2 separate regions of the Homo sapiens genome follow, and region 1 is linked to region 2. The links are chromatin loops, found by intact Hi-C in ENCODE. Cell type or tissue: tibial artery. All regions are shown on one strand.

What was found. A loop is a pair of places that touch in the nucleus more often than their neighbours do. Peaks named below come from ENCODE experiments on the same cell type or tissue, not always from the same donor. Only the 100,000 strongest peaks of a DNase experiment are listed, where the experiment ranks them.
Region 1: it touches region 2 in a loop (4-fold over the local background); 6 of 110 quality-filtered maps call a loop at or near these places.

The regions. Positions count from the first base shown.
Region 1 is chr15:47,720,036-47,725,035 of GRCh38, reverse strand. All of the region lies in intron 1 of SEMA6D (semaphorin 6D), which reads right to left. Among named protein-coding and RNA genes, the nearest start is that of SEMA6D, 5.0 kb to the right of the region's middle. In tibial artery, no CTCF peak of the experiment used is centred here; no DNase peak of the experiment used is centred here; H3K4me3 peaks cover 78 bases; H3K27ac peaks cover 3,126 bases.
Region 2 is chr15:47,869,950-47,874,949 of GRCh38, reverse strand. No RefSeq gene overlaps it. Among named protein-coding and RNA genes, the nearest start is that of LINC01491, 26 kb to the right of the region's middle. In tibial artery, no CTCF peak of the experiment used is centred here; no DNase peak of the experiment used is centred here; H3K27ac peaks cover 3,853 bases.

The DNA.
Region 1 (5,000 bases), 150 kb after region 2:
TTTAAGAAAAAAGATGAAGCCAGTGAAGCCACAGACTTTCAGTTTGGTTCTGCTAAACAACTCTATGAGAGGAACTTGGTGCTGGGTAATTTGAGGCAAATCATCTTACTCCTTGCAACGTTCATGTGTATCACTGAACCAGTTGGCAGCTGATGTGCGGGTTTTAGTCCTGATCACGGAGCAATCTAGTGAATTGCCACAAGATTGATCCTATTCATTCTGATGGCTTAAGCTGTAGGGCCATCTGCTGAATGGCTAAGTATAGTAGACCAGAGACGCTCAATAAATATTTGTGGATTGCATGGCAAACTGCCTCTTCACACCTGAATTACAAGTCTGTTGTAGGTAAGGGCATAAATATGGACAACTGATCTAGACCCTCACCCCCACCCCACCCCTGGGCTTTTGCCTAAGCTGTTCTCTATGCCTGGAATTCCCTCCCTCTCAACACCTCCCCCACCACCCCTCACTGTCCACCTGTCCAAATCCTACCTAGTTCAAGAACCAGCTCAAATATCAGTGACTCCACAGAGCCTTCCCTGACCACCCTAGCCAGAAATAACCTCTCACTCTTCTCAATTTCCCTAAGTCTGTGTATATCTTTTCTGGCACTTAAAACACACAGCGTTTCAGCTATTTGTACACCTTGTTTTTCCTACAGCACGCAGTAAGATCCCTGACCTCTGGAATTGTGTGATGCTCCTCTTTGGGCCCTCTCCTGCCCTGTACCCACTTGTACAGAGTAGACCCAGGGTAAAAGTTAGCTGAATGAACAAATGTTAGTGCCAGCAATGGCAAGAACAACTGCAACATTCTTTATTCCTTCTTCTGCCTCCTCTTCTCCCTCTGTAGCTTTTAAAAATATCTTTATTTGATCCACCAATTACCCAGAGGAGGCCTGAAGACTTACTGATAAATAAAGACAACTCTGTAGACCAAAAAATGCTTGCAAAGACCCTTATACTAACAAGTGAGGCGTAGGCCAGTGGAGAGGGGAATCTCAGTCCCTGCTTTGCTGACAGCCTGCTCCTGGGGAGTAGAAGTGTTATTTTCTCAAAGAGCTTCGTCTGCTCTGGTTCTTATGTGCCAGTTCCTCAGCTGAGTAGAAACTCCTGACGTTATTTTTAAGTACAGACTCCAATAATAGGCTAAGTAATTGCAGATCTTCCTGAGGCCTTATTATATATGTACCAACATATTGGGCTTTAAAAACCCATATTCCTTCCTGTAAATATATGTTGAGAACCTTACATTTCAGTATTATGTGTAGTGGTCATGTGTATTTCCCTTTTTGTTTCTTCTCATAGAGATCCTGAATAAAAAAAGAACAAAAAAAAATGCTGATGCATGAGAGAGAATTAAATGCTGATGCATGAGAGAGAATTTCTCAACAATGTATCTGATTGAAAGATTTTCCCTCCATCATAACTAAGAAAAATGTATAGTACAATCTAATAGAGACTTTAACTTCAGTAATACACTTTCCATACTGGTGCCACTAATGCTTGAACAGCTGCAGCTCTCACTGTCTTTGCTGATGGGGCCCATAAATTCCCCCCGGGAAATGGGACAAAGATACGTAATGGATCTTCACCTGCCAAGATCAGGGAAATGAATGTCAATCACACCCGGACGCAGAAGCACTTTTTGGTGGAGAGTGATGAATATTGCCATTTGTCCTATGCCACTGTAATCTTGGACAGGAAAGCCTAACATGGAGAAAAATGGTGGGAGAAGATACCGTTCTAGGATGCTTGAAAAGAAGGGTGTGTAATAATTATACGGCCAATGGAAATAAAAAATGAAAGTAAAGTATAACAATGTGATTTAGATTAGAAAAAAGATGGTAATTTAAGAGCACATCCACCGTGTACATATAATTTCACTCAGTACGCAATTTTCCCCCAAAACATGACTTTTTCATTGAAAAGCAAATGTCAGAAGTATTAGGAAGTCAGAAAACTGCAGGGTGGTCTGTGTTCTTGGAAGCAATCCGGTGCAGTGGTGAAAAAGTGGGCTGAGATGTCGGGAAGCCTAAGTTCAAATCCTGCCCCTACCACCTTTCCATTATGTAACCTCAGGAAAATGACAGCTTCTCAGCACCTCACTTTGTTTACCAATAAAGCAGTGATAATAACAGAATTCACCTTACAGAGCTGTCTGAGGGTTATATGATATAACCAATATAAAGATCTTAGGACGGTGCCTAGAATTTAGTAAGCTAACATTAAGTGTTAAGTATTGTGGTTGCTGCTGTTCTTTCCTCTTCTTCCTCCGCCTCCATCATCATCACCATCATCCTTCAGATGTTTTGTGGCTGATTTCACTAGTAAATGTTATGGAGAGAAGAAAGACTACATGCTAACTCACACCCAAACATGAGGCAGTCTCCCCTTGACACATCAATTTCCAAAAACTGGATTCCTAATTATGAAAGTTTAAACATCCAAACAAAAAAGCCTGGCAACATAACCTACAGATGTAGCCAGCTAATTCATGTTATTCTTGCTTTAACAAGCAATGGCTACTATAACAGATATCTTATTGAGTAAAAAGAAGAAAACAAAACAAAAAAAAAGCGACAGAAAGTTTCGGCACTAGTACACACGGGCCCCATATTTAGGTACATCGCGTGTTCTTTGTGAAAAGGGATGTAGCAATAACTTGCTCAGTTCACCAAAAAAGGTCTTTTTTCTATCTTCAGTCATTTGGGATCACAGGCTGAAGGCTACTTCATTCCTTTCTTCCCCTTTTCAAGTAGACTCAAGTTCTGAAGGTGTAAGATGAGTGGTGGCTGAATGGCTCCTTCTAATTCTGTGATTCTGGTGGTTTGATCTTACAGGCCTCAAGAATCTTTCCTGTGGTGGTATAAGGTTGGGGCAAGCCTCCTTTTAAATGGAACACACCATTGCAAGGTGGCAAGGACTTTCAGTAGCTGTGACCCCAGAACTGGATGAGGGGCCTGGGACAGGTTGCCAAACAATGGAAACTTCCCGTTCTGGGTGTTAACTTTAGTTACCACAGGCAGACAATACTGCCAGTGGTATAGAAGAAAAAATTGCTGTAGCCAGCTGTGCTGTTCACAGCCGGATGGATTCCATGTAGCTCCAAATGGTGATAGAGCCAGCAGCCTGTTGTAGCCAAGGACAGGATGATGGATGATCTACATACTGTGTCCAAGCAGAGAGAATGGCAGAAGTTCACTTCAGGGTTGTTAAAATGCTAATCTGGGTGAGTTAACAAAAGCTTAATAGAAAAGGAAAGTTTGAGAAATAAGTACACCTCATGTGGTATCTGTGTGGACCACTGATTTGATCGCCCTTGGTTACATAAATGGTTGTTTTTCAAAGTAAGAACGTCTAGTAGTTTTCCTGTTGGGAGAAATGCAAGCAGCTTCAATTATCAGTGGCACTGCCAGTGTTGTCAGGTGTGAGGAGGAAAACTCCACCTGACAATAGCCACCTCAACTAGAAAGTGTTATGGTATGTTTAAAATAGTTATGTGATTTTTATTCTCTCCGTGTGTCATGGGAATAAATCAGAACACTTTTTTTTTCCCCAATTGGAAGTTGGCAGCTGTTCACAAAATCAGCGGCAACCCAAGACACTAGCTTTGGTAGATATTAACACTAAGTCTCCATTCACATGAGCCACAGAAAGTGAGATCTCTCACTCTAAGGACAGATTCAATGCGTGAATTACACTTAACAGTACATTGAATCATTCACTAGTGTTAAAGGCAGGTAGGCTGCACCACTGCAAATATCTGGTATGGATAATCTTGCTTTAAAATCTCTAGAATAAAATAATACACTTCTAAAGAAAGAAGCATATCTACATTTCTTGTCAAAAGGTCTGTTTTCCCATCCTTTATTTCCTTCTATTTTTGCTCTATTGAAAATACAGAGAAACATATCTGGCTCACCTGGTGTTGGAACACTGGCTAGCACAGCTCCTTGCAAATGATAAATATTCAGTAAATACTGCCTAGTTGGCATACCCCAACTGCTTCTTGCTTCCTCTAGAAAGGCATCTAGAATATGCAGGCTTAAAGTCTATCAATTAAAATAAAAGACAATATTTTATCACGCAATATAACAAGGAAAGAGTTCACCTCCTACGGTTACACTACTAATGGTTAGGCATTCAGCCAGGCTCTTAACTCTGCATAAAATGCATCAAAAGGGTGAAAAATGACCCTATTTCAGATGCATTTTTCACTCTTTGTATCTTAGTGAAACTCACATGCAAGAACAATGACTAAGCTAATTACCAAGGTTTATTATGATGGAGCAGCAAGAAGTGAAGAACTTCTCCAGTTTCAATAAGTCTTTAGCAATTATGGCCATCTTTGTGAATCAAGGCTCTGATTCCTGTTTACTTGCTTGTGGCCTTTCAAGCGACAGAAACCACGACATTGATGTAGGGGCCTGCTTACCCCAGTCACAGTTACTGGACAGAGCCTTTCTGTGCATGCAGCAAGGAACTGAAGTCTTCTGGATTTCTAAGTTGTCCTCACTCTAAGGACTAACGGATTTACATCACAGCCATCTTTCAAATCCATCAACCCATCAAACCAGGGGAGACATGACCAGATGGTGCTATTAGAGGGCACCAAAAGAAAAAAAGAGAGAAAGAAGAGGAAGACGGCAAAATGCCCACAAATCTAAATCAAACTCAAGTTAACCAGCTGTTGGTGATGAAGAAGTCACAACATTTCTGGCATACTCTCCTGAGTCACAGAAATGTTCCAAAAAAAAAAAAAAAAAAAAAAAGAAAGGTTATTGATATAGCATCCCTACGAGGAATAAGGCCAGGTAGGAATATTCTGTAGGATGCAGTAAGAAATAGTTGCTAGTTGTTAATCTAACAAAATGTGCCAATGAAAGAAAACAGTCTGCTCAACAACACATTTTGGAAGCCTTAGGGTTATCTATTTAACTGTCTTTCTGGAAGTACATTCTAAGAGACCTAAACCAAACAAAGCACAGACAGTAACTA
Region 2 (5,000 bases):
CTACCAGGAGATTTTTTACCACATTTACCAAAGTGAGCTGTTGTCACTATAAAAAATGAAAGTAATATAAACTTGTCAACTTCATAAGTGAAACATATCTGACAATTTTTTTAAGTTGGTATTTATTTGTATTTATTGAGCTGGAGTATTTTTATTTCTTCAGTGACTTGCCAATTTATATCTTTTGTTCTTTTTACCATGTGTTCATATTTTTCATATTAAGTTGTAAGAAAACTTCATATATTAAGAAGACTAACTATCTGTTCCATGAAATGCACATTTTTTTCATGACTTTCTTTTGACATATAATGTTGTGTAGGTATTTTGAGTGTACAATTCTTCTTAATTTTTATGTGACTGTAATATATTGGTCTCTTCATTTTTTCTACCTTAAGCATCATATTCTCACCCATAACAAGATTCTATATGTGTGTATGTGTGTGTGTGTGTGTGTACTTGCATCTAGTACTAAGTTGTTTTGATTTTTGCAATTAAATCTCTAATCGTCCTGGAAATTCTTTGTGTATAAAGTCAACAATTGGAATCTCCTTCTGACTCTTTTCAAAGAAGTATGAATTAGTTTCCTTCTCTTCCTAATCCTTTTCTCTATTTCTCACTGCCTTGAAAGAAAAAATTCGAACCAAATTTGAAGATCTTCCATCAATAGTCTAAAAGAAGGGTCAAGAAAAGAGAGCTAGGAAAAGAGGATAGAAAGAAAAAAGATCAAGAGAAAGTTTTTGGTTTAAAAAACCAAGTAGAAAAGTCACTTTAGTTTTTCCATCTTCAAAATAAGCAGGTTGGACAGGATGATCTGTGGAGCTCCATTCCAGTTCAACTTTATAGGATTTGAGGATTCTGAGGGCAAACCACATCTCTTATCCCCTGTCTTTCTAAAATGAGACTAGTGTACCCTAAACAGCTATAAGCCAAAATGACTTCTAAGCTCAGGAAATACTGGAATGAGAAAGGATCTTAGAGGACTTTTAACCTCAATCAAATCATTTTGCTCATAAGGGCACTGGGTCCCAGAGAGGTAAATGGACCTACCCAAGGTCCCAGAACTGGTCAGCAGCAAAGTTCCAAAGTTGGCCTAGGGCTCAGGCCCCCAGACCTACACGCAGGTTCCCTTCCTCCCAGATCTTTAGCCACTCCTTTATTTATGCTTGCCTTTCTTTTCTTGAACTTCTTTTTGTTCAAAATTCATTTCACTCCAATTATGACTTTGCCCGTCCACTAGATGTGACAGTGTTTGACAGTGAAAGCTGAGAAAGAAGGTGACTTGCAACAGGAAATATGTAATGGATAGCTTCTTTCTCTTAGGAGATTTGCTGTGTGAGGCCACCATGTGCTTTACCCCCTCAGGCACTTTAAAATATCTTCCCCTGGGAGCCCAGAGATCTTTTCACTTCTTCTGAGAATCTGATTGCAGCCAGAGCAACAAATCTTCCATTTTTGCCTAAAAGCAATGAAATGATTACCTATATCCTTAATTTAAATTCCCACTGACAGCTCAGACACTGTTGCAGCTGGAGGGGGCGAGCTGACCTTCACATCTATTGTCAGTGCAGAGACAGAGGGGAATTTTATTGACCAGAGAAGATAATGTGCATTAGGGAAGCCAAGCAAGGATGCTCTGACCTATTGGAATATAGTACAGGGTCAAAGGGCAGAGGATTAGAGCTCCGTTGCATCGTTAGTGTAAATGCCAATTGTGTCCCTTTGTGTGCTTTGCTAGGACTCTCAGCTGACAGCCTGTACCTCGGGGACTGGCAAGAGAGCCCCTTTCAGCTGCTCTTTGCTTATCTATGGTACTGAGAAAAGCTTGCTGCCAGTCCCCTTGGGACTACCGCTTGACGAAAGGGAAAACAACCCATTGCAAGATCATGAATCCCAGAAATTCCATCTGCATATTTCCAGAGCCTCTGGTACACTGGGTCACTCCTTAGTGGGGCAGTTTACTGTATTTGCCTTTAGAAATGAACCCTCAGAAATCACTCCGGGGAATGCCCAGTGAACAACTCTGCTTTTCCCCACTCTCTCTTCTGCTAAGTGTCTCTGAAAAGTGCCTCTCTAGAGACACTTGTTCCTGGTAATATCCAGCCCCGGTAATGCATGAGTCCTGAATATTTTTGTTGTTTACTTCATTTCTCACATTCAATATACAGTAGAAACAGAGCAGGCTTTGGGGCCTAGTGTGAGTTCATCAAATGTCCTGGGAACTGACTCTCTTAGGGGCTGCCTTTCTCTACTGCAGGGACACAGCACTGTTCTTTCTACATGGCAAGCACTCTCCTATGTGCTTTACACACATTTTCTCATTAGGTAGGTATTACTTGTATCCCTCCTTGACAAATAAAGAAACTGTGGTGCAAAAACTAAGTAACTTCCCCAGAATGATACAGGGAGCAAGTGTAGGAAATGTGATGTGAACCCAAAGCTTTTGAGCTTTTGACTCCAAAGCTCAGGTCCTTAGTCCCTGAATTTTTCACCAGGACTTTCTCTTTCCCTGTAGTAGACACTCTTGGCATTCCACCAGATCCACATGAGCCAGCAGTGCATACTCCCTCAGTACTGTCAGTGTTGACCCTTGACAGCTCATGGCCTCCTCTTCTACCTTGGAAGTTATTTCTTACCCCACTGCCCCATACCTCTTTATTTCTGGAGTAGCTCACAGTCATTAATTGATCAACTTGAGGTACAAAAGGCTGGTTCCCTTACCACAAGCATGACCAACTCTGAGGGGCAATGCTTGCTCCAGAGTTCTCTGTGAGATCAGGCGAAAGCTGGACCCCAATGGAGACCACATCCTTACTTAGCTTAATTTCTTGTCCTAGCCTACTTTCCTCACCTGCCCCCACAATGCACACTCACACTTTTTTTTTTGAAACTAATTTCTTAATAAATAGCTTGAATGAAAATCCCCATCTCAGGCTCTTCTTCTATGGAAGCAAAACTCAAATACTTCCCATCACTCTTCCCACCCCTCTGTATTGGCTTCATCCGCAGACCAATTCTTCTCATATGCCATCAACATGGCACTAGTAGTTCCAGACCTAGATGGTGTCCTTGCACACAGAGCTCCTTTCTCACTTAACATTTTGGCAATCTTTTAAGATAAGGTCTCAGTGGTCAGTCTGGGCCCCATGCCAATGTGCTGGGGTGAAATGAACCTATGTGATTGACAGCTGCACACGGAGACAGACAATGTCAACAGAGATGAAGGGTGCTGAGATGCTGGTGGGAAGTAGTTCATGGGGCCAAGAAGATTGACAGAACGATCTGAGGTTTCTTTTAAGCTTTGCTGGCATGTCACTGTCATCACAGGATAGAGAAAACTTGCATTCACACGTCCTATCAGACTGGAGCTAGGAAAACTGTCACCATGGTTAGATGGTGTGGCTCCTGGTAAACAGGGGGCCAGGGTTCTCTGGGTGAGGGGAAGAGGGAAATAAAAGGGAAAAGAGTGGAGATCCAGGAGATAACAGACACCCATCCAGGTCCAGGTCTGTATGGGCAAATGGGCAACTGGATGGGAGATAATAAAACCTGTTTTGCATAATTCTCTGGATTCCATGTATGTTTGTAATTGGCTGTTGAAAATAAGCTTTTCTTCTGATAATCAATGGTAGCTGTAACTTTCCAGATACTGCAGAGATTAACAGCACATTAAGTCTCCCAACAACCCTGGAAGGTAGATGGTATTAGCCCCAGTACAGACAAGAGAAGAGTGGCTTCTCAAAATTACACAGCAAATCTGAACCCAAGCCAAGATGCCAGCTTCCTGTCTTTGGTACTTCATGAGCTAGCAGATGGTGGCTTTGTATTTGCTAGGCAGAGGCTGGGGAGCTTTATAAGCTAGAGGAGAGTCTGAGTCATAAACAAAGGAATGAAGGTCAAAGTTTTCCCTTCCCCATTTCTCATGAGCCAGTCTGGGATACATCTACAACTACTGGCCGCTAATGACTACTTAAGTAAAACATAGGTTATGGGCACTATAGTTACAATTTTATCTGTTAGGGGCTCAGCATGGAGCCAGAACCAGGGCTTGGCTGGTTTCAGACAGGCCAGATTGTGAGGCCAAGACCCTGAGCATACACCCACTGGGGAGGCTCAGACAACTTGGGCAGATTTTCAGGGTAGTATGGAGGAAGGTCTAGACTGACAGGTTGTGCCCAGCAGGAGGAGGGTACAGTCACACAGGTGTTATGTGGAATTTGACTGAGATAGGTGGTGATTGTTATCACAGAGGTCCAGCAAGGATCTTCAGTGATGATAGGAGTATTAGGGAAAACCATGAACAGGTAGCAATCAGAGCAAATAAGGGTCTGGGGCCAGAATTTTAATTCACTGAAGGCCTAAAGAAGGGGAAGCAGAACTTTACTTGCTGGAATGAAGCTCCAGTTCTTAAGTTTATTGCGGCTGGCCATGGGCCACTGTGAATGCCCAGGGGACAAGATTGGTCATCAACAGAGGTTTGAAAGGAAGCCAGAGTAAATGTCCTGGGATTCCCTTGGAGAACCCAAGATTTTGCAGGGATTGGATGGTGTCTTCATTTATTCAGGTTGTTATAACAAAATAATATCAACAAGACTTATAAACAATAGAATGGGTAACTTACAAACAACAGAAATTTATTGTTCACAGTCCTGGAGGCTGGAAAGTTTAAGATCAAGGTGTCAACAGGTTCAGTTTCTAGTGAGGACTTGCTCTTTGCTTTGCAGATGGCACTATCACACTGCAATCCTTATATGGTGAAAGGAGAAAACAAGCTCCTTGGGACCTCTTGTATAAGGGCACTAATCCTATTCACGAGGGCTCTGCCCTCATCACCTAATCACCTCCCAAAAGTCCCACCTCTTAATACTGTTGGGGATTAGATTTCGGCATGTGAGTTTTTGGAGGAGACAAACATGTAGACTGTAGCAGAAGGCCTGTGTGAATAAGTGGGTGTAAAAGCAGGATGTTTAGTGTATTAAAGTTATTAACATTTCGTTTTAATC